Regions from separate parts of the Homo sapiens genome. Here region 1 is linked to region 2. Evidence: read pairs that join two places in POLR2A ChIA-PET (ENCODE). Cell type or tissue: PC-9. All regions are shown on one strand. Links, peaks and the distances in the headings refer to the core of each region. The heading gives the core; the rest is flanking DNA.

Region 1 (5,389 bases), core at 133-5,132, 320 kb after region 2:
ATTTCATCTCTGAGGGTTTGTAACTCATGGAGCTGTCCTTGGTCTGACAGGTCAGAGAAGAAAAGTTTTTGCCTGGGGTCTCTGGCTTCTCACAAAGTTGCTGCACTTCTCAACTGATTTATATTAATAGAAATCCACAAACCCACCATGTACAACAGATTGAGAGAATTCTTAGGAGAGTGCATGAAAACGCTGAAGTACTTCATCATAGTACATTTTAATTTTTCCCTGCATTGGAGCAGAGCTTTCCCATCTTAGATCAGGAAATGGGAAACCTAAAGTTCACTTACTCAATAAAATCAGGCTGGAGACCCATTTTGGGCAGTTCTAAATGCTGCAAAAGATCAAGATAACATTCCTCCCCTCAAAGATTTTACATGTCAGTGATAAGACACACATAAAAAAGTTAAACAACCCGACATCATAAAGAGATGAATCAGAAGCCAATAGGGTTCCAAGGATACCAAGTGTTTGAAATCCAAGGCAGGGTTACAGGGAGGAGGTCATTGGATGCTGAAATGGTGAGGGAGGTTTCTGGGGAGAGAGAGGAAACTTAATATAGGTCTTGAAGAGGAGAAAGCTAGCCACAGGACAGAGTGTATACTGTAACCCCACTTACCTAAAAATGAAGCAAAACAAAAACTGTATAGGTTTATTAAATGCAGTGAAAAAGAGTCGGAAGGATAACTAGCAAATTGGAAGAAGGGCAATACAGTTGGCAGGTGGGAGAGGGGAAGGGCTAGAATTAATAGGGACTTTCAGTTTTTACTGTATGTATACTTCTTTATTATTGTTTAAATATTTTTCTTTCTTTTTTTTTTGGGATCGTGTTTCGCTTTTGTAGCCAAGGCTGGAGTGCAATGGTGCGTTCTCAGCTCACTGCAACCTCTGCCTCATGGGTTCAAGCGATTTCCTGCCTCAGCCTCCCAAGTAGCTGGGATTACAGGCATCCACCACCATGGCCAGCTAACTTTTTGTATTTTTGGTGGAGACAGGGTTTCACCATGTTGGCCAGGCTGATCTCGAACTCCTGACCTCAGGTGATCCACCCACCTCGGCCTCCCAAAGTGCTGGGATTACAGGCATGAGCCACCTCGCCTAGCCTGTTTGAATATTTTTCTAATGAGGATATACTCATACATTGTTTGGTATAATTAAGAAATACAACATTGACAAAGAACAGATAGAACTTGGGTTTGTAGAGCAAAAGAAAGAGGATATTTTAGTTGAGAAGAACAGCTTAAGTACATGCCTGAAGTTGGAAATGTCCAGGGTGTATTTTGGGCAACAATGAGGAGACCAGTGGGACCAGCACAGAAGGGACATAGTAGCAGGTAGATTGGGGCCAGGTGGAGAAGAGCTGTTAATGAAGACCTAGTGTGAGCCTTTCACCTTCCACCAAAGCAATGAAGAGCCTTCGAAGAGTTGATCTGGAGTCCATTAATCTGTCCACACAAGAATTTATTTATTTATTTATTTTTATTTTATTTTATATATACTTTTTTGAGATGGAGTCTCGCTCTGTCGCCCAGGCTGGAGGGCAGTGACACGAACTCGGCTCACTGCAAGCTCTGACTCCGGGGTTCAGGCCAGTCTCCTATCTCAGCCTCCCAAGTAACTGGGACTACAGGCGCCTGCCACAACACCAGGCTAATTTTTGTATTTTTTTTTTTTCTTTTTGAGATGGAGTCTCGCTCTGTCACCCAGGCTCGAGTGCAGTGGCGTGATCTCGGCTCACTGGAAGCTCCACCTTCTGGGTTCACGCCATTCTCCTGCCTCAGCCTCCCAAGTAGCTGGGACTACAGGCACCCGCCACCACGCCCGGCTAATTTTTTGTATTTTTAGTAGAGACAGGGTTTCACCATGTTAGCCAGGATGGTCTCAATCTCCTGACCTCGTGATCCACCTGCCTCGGCCTCCCAAAGTGCTAGGATTACAGGCGTGAGCCACCGTGCCGGCCAAGAATTAATTTATTGATGAGCATACCTGAAAACCTAGCAAAGTTAGATAATAGAAATTGAAATCTACCTTTCTTGTACACCATGAAAAGCCACGGAACTGTCTCCTATAGTAACTGCAGCAAGAAAGGTTCTGATGTATACAAACCTGATGTTGGACTTTTCAAGAAACACTGAAAATAGAAATGCTGTCAGATGCAACTGGGGAACAACCACTTATACTTGATCCATAGTATTAATTCCACTGTAAATCTCTGTGTAATGCTTGATAGCTATGATGAATGACTTAAATGTAGTAGAGAGATTTTGATCCCCAGCATATGAGAAATGACTGAGTCAAATTTGTAGAAGTTGATTAAAAATTACTTGATTTAAACAAATGAAAATCAGGTGGATTCTGTAACATGATATTTGCATTAGTGAATATGTGTTTTCCTTGAATGAATTGACAAAAATCAATATTTTCTTTAAACTTGCATTTATAACACTATTCAAATACTTATGTATACATCATATTTTGTATATACAAACACACACACACACACACACACACACATTCATACAACAGACATAATAAAGCAAAAATCTGTAGCTATCTGGGAGTGACGAAGTACCTGACGTACAAGCCCATCTTGAAGGAAATATTAAATCTAATAAGGGAAAAACACTACAGATAGTTGAACCTTGAGTCAGTCATGCATTCTGACTCATGTGAAATGATTGGATTCTGGGTGAGATGAATTTTTTTATTGACAACAAGTGGAAGAGGGACATATCGGAGTCCTAGAATGATAATGCAAATTAGCTTTATAAAAACATAGTCTTGGCCGGGCGTGGTGGCTCACGCCCATAATCCTAGCACTTTGGGAGGCCAAGGTGGGTAGATCACCTGAGGTCAGGAGTTTGAGACGAGCTTGGCCAACTTAGTGAAACCCCATTTCTACTGAAAATACAAAAATTAGCCTGGCGTGGTCATGCATGCCTGCAATTCCAGCTACTCAGGAGGCTGAGGCAGGAGAATTGCTTGAACCCAGGAGGTGGAGGTTGCAGTGAGTTGAGATCGTGCCATTGCATTCCAACCTGGGTCATAGAGCAAGATTCCATCTCAAACAAACAAAAACACACACACAGAGAAACATAGTTTTCAGCTGACTCGGTGCTGCTCCACGAGGAGCAGCTTAAAAAAACAAAAACAGCCTTCTCCTGTAGGAGCTGAATTAAAAAAACAAATCAAAACAAAACAACAAAACAACATAGTCTTCATTTACTACAGATTTTCTTGTAACCAGAAGTACTGACAAATTGAATTGAGTTTTCAGTTTTCACTTTGCTTCTCCAGAGTTTAAAGACCTTTTTCTTTTTCTTTTTTTTTTTTTTTTGAGACGGGAGTCTCGGTCTGTCACCCAGGCTGGACTGCAGTGGCACGATTCGGCTCACTGCAAGCTCTGCCTCCCGGGTTCACGCCATTCTCCCGCCTCAGCCTCCCGAGTAGCTGGGACTACAGGTGCCCGCCACCGCACCCGGCTAATTTTTTGTATTTTTAGTAGAGACGGGGTTTCACTGTGTTAACCAAGATGGTCTCGATCTCCTGACCTCGTGATCTGACCGCCTCGGCCTCCCAAAGTGCTGGGATTACAGGCGTGAGCCACCGCGCCCCACCCTTTAAAGACTTTTGATGCTCATTTATCCCTCACTCCACCGTTTCCTTTTCATTCCACAATATGTGTCTTTTTTCAGAGACACAGATGGCACTCTTAATCGGAAAAACTGAACTTTCTTGCCTGGTGATGGGAAAACAATAGCGGGGACAAGAAAGGTTTTAAAAGCCTTCGAAAGTTCCTTGGAAAGGGAGATTCCTGATTTCATATGTTGCATTTTCCTCAGAACCCGTTTTCTCTTCTTAATCCTTCTTTATCCTACAAAATTACTTTGTGGTATCTCTTCCCGACATGAGGTGAGGGCAGCACAAGGCATCTGACCTCCACATGTTGGGAGAAGGCAGGAATGCAAGATGATCCTGTGCCTGACGTGATTAAACAGACTCACACACATTTTACAATAACCAATTTTGGAATAAAAAATGATCCTTTAAGAAAAATCTCCTGATTGTTTTAATATAGTTCTCAGTACCAATCTTGATGAGAATTGATAATTCAAACCAGTAAATATTTACTGCTACCTGCCAAGTTGAATTAAAAAAATTCATTTGGTTCTAACAATATTGTACTCTTGAGTAGAGTTATAGAACAAGAGCAAGTACAGACTAAGTTTCCAGTACAATTCAGACAGGGCAAGTCTGTTCTCTCCTCCCCACTTGTCTCCCTCCCTGATAACTGGTAGATGATAGATAGATAGATAGATAGATAGATAGATAGATAGATAGATAGATAGATAGATAGGGTGGGTATATAGATAGGCAGATGGATGGATGGATGGATGGATGGATGGATGGATGGATGGATGGATGGGGAGACAGAGAGATAGGGTGGGTGGATGGATGGATGGGTGGATAGATGGATAGGGTGGATGGATGGGTGGATGGATAGATAGATAGATTAGATTAGATAGATAGACAGATAGATAGATAGATAGATAGAATGGATGGATAGAGAGAGAGAGATAGAATGGATGGATGGATAGATAGATAGATAGATAGAGTAGGTGGAAGAAACTTCTTCCTGATTTTGTTGTTCTCCCACATATGAAAAGATGGAGCTTCTGTGACTGACAATAGCTTAAGCAAAGACAGGGAAATAATATTTATGAGTGCAGAAGTTAGTCAGGTCATTCTAAGTAGAAAGATGACAGCCAATTTTGTAATCCCACAACATTTTTTAAAAGAGAGGAAGGATTAGGTATTGGTGAAGAATTGATACCCTAAAATAATGCTAAGAAAAAATAGGAACATCTAGAGAGTTAGGAAAGATTTTGGACACCCAAATAACTACCCTCCATTTCTTTATTTGTACATCAACATGTTTGAGATTAAACATACAAAAATACAAATAGGCCGGGCCCAGTGGCTCATGCCTGTAATCCCAGCACTTTGGGAGGCCAAGGCAAGCGGATCACAAGGTCAGGAGTTTGAGAGCAGCCTGGCCAATATGGTGAAACCCCGTCTCTACTAAAAATACAAAATTTAGCTGGGTGTGGTGGCACACGCCTGTAGTCCCAGCTACTTGGGAGGCTGAGGCAGGAGAATTGCTTGAACCCGGGAGGTGGAGGTTGCGGTGAGCCAAGATTGCACCATTGCACTCCAGCCTGGGTGACAGAGTGAGACTCCACTCAAAAAAAAACCAAAAAACAAATATTACTCTGATGATGCTATTACATATCTCCAAAAGCAAACGAACAAATACCCCATTTACTCCCAGTTGACATTGATTATTTTATCCCTGGTTTGTGACCTAAAATGAATTGAGGAACTTACT
Region 2 (5,389 bases), core at 103-5,102:
CTACAAGGGTATCTTGTGTGATCCTGAGGTTTTGGCTTCTATAGATCCTGTCAAGCAGACAGTGAACATAGTACCCGACAGGAAGGATTTTCAGCCCTTGCCCCCCTCCCTCCCTCCCTCCTTTTGGAGTCCTCAGTGTCTATTGTTCCCATCTTTATGTCCATGTGTACCCAGGGTTTAGCTCCCATTTATAAGTGAGAATGTGCTATATTGTGTTTTTCTGTTTCTGTGTTAATTCGCTTAGCTACCTGTTTTTAATACTTAGACTGATGTAGTCCTCTTCTAGATGAGTTGTAAGATTATTGATTTGTTTTCTAATTAGAAAAAGTAATACTGTGGCTCATTGCAGAAATTTGAAAAATGTGTAAAAGTATGAAGAAATAAAATATCAGAGCAATTTCACTATATATTTGAAAAATCGCTTGATCCATTAGTATCTTTCTTTCTAATCTCTTTTTCTAGGCATATGTATACTTTTTCAGTAAAATTGGGATTACACTAAATATAGTGTAATATTCTGCTTTCACTATAATAAGCATTTCCCTGTTGATTATTTTTGTAAAGATGTAAATGGTTATATGATGCATTTATCCATATCCATGAAGGTATCCATTCATTTCACACATTTTTTTTTAGCACCTTCAATGTGCTCTGCCTTGTGGTAAGTCCTAGGAATGCACTGATAAAACAGACGGGGATCCTGCTTTCATAAAGCTTTCCCCACTTTCTGGATGTATGTATTTATTTAACCATGTCTTTATTTCTGCTCAGAGAGACTGACTTAGCCGAGAGGAAGGCATTTTTGTCCTTTCCCCCTTCCTGCTGCATGCCTGGAATGGGAAATGCTGGCTCGTACTTCTACAGCCATCTTGGAACACAAAGTAACACTGAGGATGGAAGCTAAATATTGAATATAGGACATATAGGAATCTGGTCCCTGTACAAACCATGGAGAGAGTTCATGGGCCCCAGATTATCCACACCAGGACTTCTCCTGTGAAACAAAAACTTCTAACTTGTTTAAATCACTGTTGATATGGGTATTTCTGTTAAATGCAGCAAACTCATTTCCTAATTGATACAATGCTGTTTGTACAGAAGCTTCAAATTTGTTTTTTTGTTTGTTTGTTTGTTTTTTTTTTTTTTTTTGAGACTAAGTCTCTCTCTGTTGCCCAGGTTGGAGTGCAGTGGCATGATCTTGGTTCACTGCAACCTCCACCTCCTGGGTTCAAGCAATTCTCCTGCCTCAGCCTCCCAAGTAGCTAGGATTAGAGCACCCACCACCACACCCAAATTTTTTATTTTTTATTTTTATTTTTGCTAAGTTTTGTATTTTTAGTAGAGACACGGTTTCACCATGTTGGCCAGGCTGGTCTCAAACTCCTGACCTCAAGTGATCCACCCACCTTGGCCTCCCAAAGTGCTGGGATTATAGGCATGAGCCACCGTGCCTGGCCAGAAGCTCCAGATTTCTGTGTCATCAAATATATAACATTTTATCAACCCTGAGACACATCTTTTCTTACAATGCAGTCTCTCTAGAATCAGTATCATTTAATATGTCATAGTTAAATAACTTTTTTTATTGAGGTAAAATTTATATAACATAAAATTCATCATTTTAGCCATTTAAAAGCATACAATTCATGACTTTTGGTACATTCACAATATTGTGTAACCACCATCACTACCTAATTCCAGAACAGGAAATTCTGTACCAGTTAAGTAGTCACTCCCCATCCCCTGTCCTCCCAGCCCCTGACAACCATTAATCTGCTTTTTGGCTGTCTCGATTTGCCTATTCTGGATATTTCATATAAACTAATGAATACAACATGTGATCTTTTGTTACTGGCTTCTTTCACTTGGAATAAGGTTTTCAAAGTCCACCCATGTTGTAGCATGAATCAGTCCTTCATTCCTTTAATGGCTGAATAATATTCTGTTGTACATTATTCAGCCCTAACGATGGTTGTATAATGCATTCGAATGTTACACCACATTTCATTGATTCATTCAATTCACGCACATTCAGATTGCTTCCACATTTTGGCTGTAAAGAATAATGCTGCTATTAATATTCATGTACAGACAGTCCCTGACTTATGATGGCTTAACTTATGATTTTTCAACTTTATAGTGGTGTAAAAATGATATGCATTCAGTAGAAACCATACTTCGAGTACCCATATGACCATTCTGCTTTTCACTTTCAGAACAATAGTCAATAAATTACATGAGATATTCAATACTTTACTATAAAATAGGCTTTGTCTTAGACCAGGGGTGTCTAATCTTCTGGCTTCCCTGGGCCACATTGGAAGAAGAAGAATTGTCTTGGGCCACATATAAAATACACTAACACTAATGATGGCTGATGAGCTAAAAAAAAAATCACAAAAAAGTCTCATAATGTTTTAACAAAATTTACAACTTTGTGTTGAGCTGCATTCAAAGCTGTTCCTGGGCTGCATGCAGCCCTCAGGCCATGGGTTGGACAAGCTTGTGTTAGATGATTTTGCCTAACAGTAGGCTAATATAAGTGTTCTGAGCATGTTTAAGTTATGTTAGGTTAAGCTATGATGTTTGGTAGGTTAGGTGTATTATGCATTTTCAACTTATGAGATTTTCAGCTTACAATGGGTTTATCATCAGGTTGTAACCTCATCATAAGTTGAGGAACATGTGTACAGAGTTTTTTTGACTATGCATATTTCTCTTAAGTTACACTAAGGGGTGAAATTTCTGGGTCATATGGTTGCTTTATGTCTAACTTTTTGAGGAACCGTCAGAGTATTTTCCAGAGTGGCTGTACTATTGTTCATTTCCAACAGTAATGTAGCAGCGTTCCAATATTTCCACATCCTCAACACTTGTTATATTTTCATTCTTCCCAACCTAGTAGTTGTGAACCACATTTTCTTTATCCATTCCCCAGCAGTTGAGGGACATTTGGGTTGTTCCCACCTTTTTACTATTATAAACAACACTACAAATAATACCATGAACAACTGTGTACAACACAGGTGTGTGTTCAAACAAACACTTTGTTTGAACATATGCTCTTCAATCTCTTGGGTATATGACTAAGAATGGAATGGGTGGGTCATATGGTAATTCTATGTTGATTTTTTGAGGAACCACAAAACTAGCTTTTACAGTGGCTGCATCATTTTACGTCTCTACCAGCAGTGGGATTCCTGCAGACTCTCATCAACAGGCAATGAAAAGTGATGAGCAAATTTTCTTTGACTCTCATTTCATTTTGCCTCTTTTATTTTGAAATTTAAATAATAGACAAAGAGGAGAGTAAGCATTTTATATTTACCACCCAGAAATGAACAACATTAGTGCATTGTTTTGGCTTCAAATATTTTTAAGTAAATAGAACATAACAGATTAAAAAACCTAAGCCCCCTTTTCCCCTTTACCACACCTATTACGTGGCCCCTCTCCAGAGATAATGATTATCACAAGTTGGTATCTGTCCTTCTAGACTATATCTTATTAGTATTACAAATATTACATGTCTCAACATGTTCTTTAAACTTTAGGTATGTGCTATCATACTGTTTTCATCCTGCAACTTGCCTTTTTTCTAAAAAGAGCTTTATTGAGGTATATAACTGGCACACAATAAACTGCACATATTTAATGCATACAGTTGGATGAGTTTGGACATATGCCTACATCCATGGAGCCATCACCACAGTCAAGTTAACAGACATAACTATAAGCTCCAAAAGTTTCCTTGTGTCCCTTTATTTTGGGATATGTGCATGTATGGTGAAAACATTTAACACAAACTCTCATCTTTAATAAATTTTAAAGTGTATAATACAGCACTGTTGACTGTGTATTAATACGATGCTATGTAGATCTCTTCAACTAATTCATCTTGCATCACTGAAACTTTCCTCTCCCCTGAAACATGTCTTTAACTGTTTTTTTGAAGTCTGTCCAGTGACGTGCTAGTAAATGTTTAACAACCAGCTTTTGTGGGGAGGGAATGATATGTAGCTTTTGCTAATTTCCATGTTGTAAATACTCTTAACATAGCTTATACCAAGCTATAGAAGTAACATCAGCCAGCTCACAAAACTGAAATGTTAGCATTTAGTTCTCATGAGCTAGCTTCAGCATGCTACTAAATCCGTCCCTGTTGATGTGGAGATCTGAGTTTTGCTTTTTAGTTTTTATATGTTAAGACTGTATCACAATGTTTTTATCCATCACCCTATTGATGGACGTCTAGACTATGTCTAGGGCTTCACTGCTACAAGATGGTGCTACAGTAAACATTCTTGTGCATAGCCCTTGTGCACATGTGCAAGGATTTCTGGAGCAGAAGGTATGTTTACTAGATGTGGAAACACTGTCCTCTGAAGTAGTTGCCCAGTCCACCCACTTCACAAGCAGTATGTGAGAGATCTTATTTCCCCACAACCTTGGCAATACTTGGTCTCATCAGACTTGGTTTTTGCCCATCTAAAGGTTATAATTCCATTGATTTTATACATAGTTGTCCCTCACTGTGAGATCCAGTAACTATTCATAATTACCTATACGCTTATAATTTCTTTTTTTCCCCCATTTAACTCCAGTATTTGTCTGTCTCTAGTTGATTGTAATGAATGCAAGAGGCTGTTGTGGAGTGTCAATGCCAGACCCCAAATAAGGGCAACACGGCTACTTAGCTTCTTTCTGAATTTAAAAGAAATGTATAGCTTTAATTTGGGAATTTAGAAACAGAAGCTAAGGTGTCTGTAAGCCTGTATTAGTTATTGTAGCCTTTACCTGCAAGCATCAAAGAACCATAGCAGCAGTGACTTAAACAATTGTGATGGGCATTTATTTCAAGCAATAAGAAGTCTGAAGCTAGTAAAGGAGGCAGTGGTGCCATCCTGGACCCAGGCTCCTGCCATTCTTCTCTGCCACCCTTAGCTGTAGGCTGTAATTCTCACGCTCCTCATCTCACGGTTGCAAGATGGCTGCCGCAGCTCTAGGCTTCACATCAGCGCTCAAGGCGGAAGGAGCAGTGCTTGAGTAGAAACACAAGAGCTTTCACATAAATACCTAGAAGCCTTTTGTCAGCATCACTAACCAGACCTGTGTCACAGGCCACTCAGTGTGTTAGGCAAGTATTTAATGGGATATATTTTCCGTCGTCCTCTGAACAAAATTGTATTCTGTTAGGATGGGAAAAGGGAAGAAGGGAATTATCTGCAACAAGAGTTATTTGGAATGTGGATTTTAGAGACATAATTTTTTCATAGTAGCATCAAATTGGGTGAATACTGGGAAATTATTCAGAGATATATACCATCCAGAACAAGAACCACCACCACAGAACACACAGTCGCCACATTCCATTGATTTATAGGCTGCT

What was found. ChIA-PET counts read pairs that join two places held together with the same protein. Peaks named below come from ENCODE experiments on the same cell type or tissue, not always from the same donor. Only the 100,000 strongest peaks of a DNase experiment are listed, where the experiment ranks them.
Region 1: POLR2A ChIA-PET joins it to region 2 with 5 read pairs; 2 of 35 experiments call an interaction of 5 or more read pairs at or near these places.

Annotation. Positions count from the first base shown.
Region 1 is chr7:131,170,654-131,176,042 of GRCh38, forward strand. It overlaps a transcript of MKLN1 not described here. Among named protein-coding and RNA genes, the nearest start is that of LINC-PINT, 63 kb to the left of the region's middle. RefSeq lists a silencer at 3,683-3,883. In PC-9, for the core only: no CTCF peak of the experiment used is centred there; DNase peaks (open chromatin) are centred at 2,638 and 3,098; H3K4me3 peaks cover 642 bases; H3K27ac peaks cover 2,534 bases.
Region 2 is chr7:130,848,023-130,853,411 of GRCh38, forward strand. All of the region lies in intron 3 of LOC105375508 (a long non-coding RNA gene), which reads left to right. Among named protein-coding and RNA genes, the nearest start is that of MIR29A, 26 kb to the right of the region's middle. RefSeq lists an enhancer at 4,999-5,389. In PC-9, for the core only: no CTCF peak of the experiment used is centred there; no DNase peak of the experiment used is centred there; H3K27ac peaks cover 636 bases.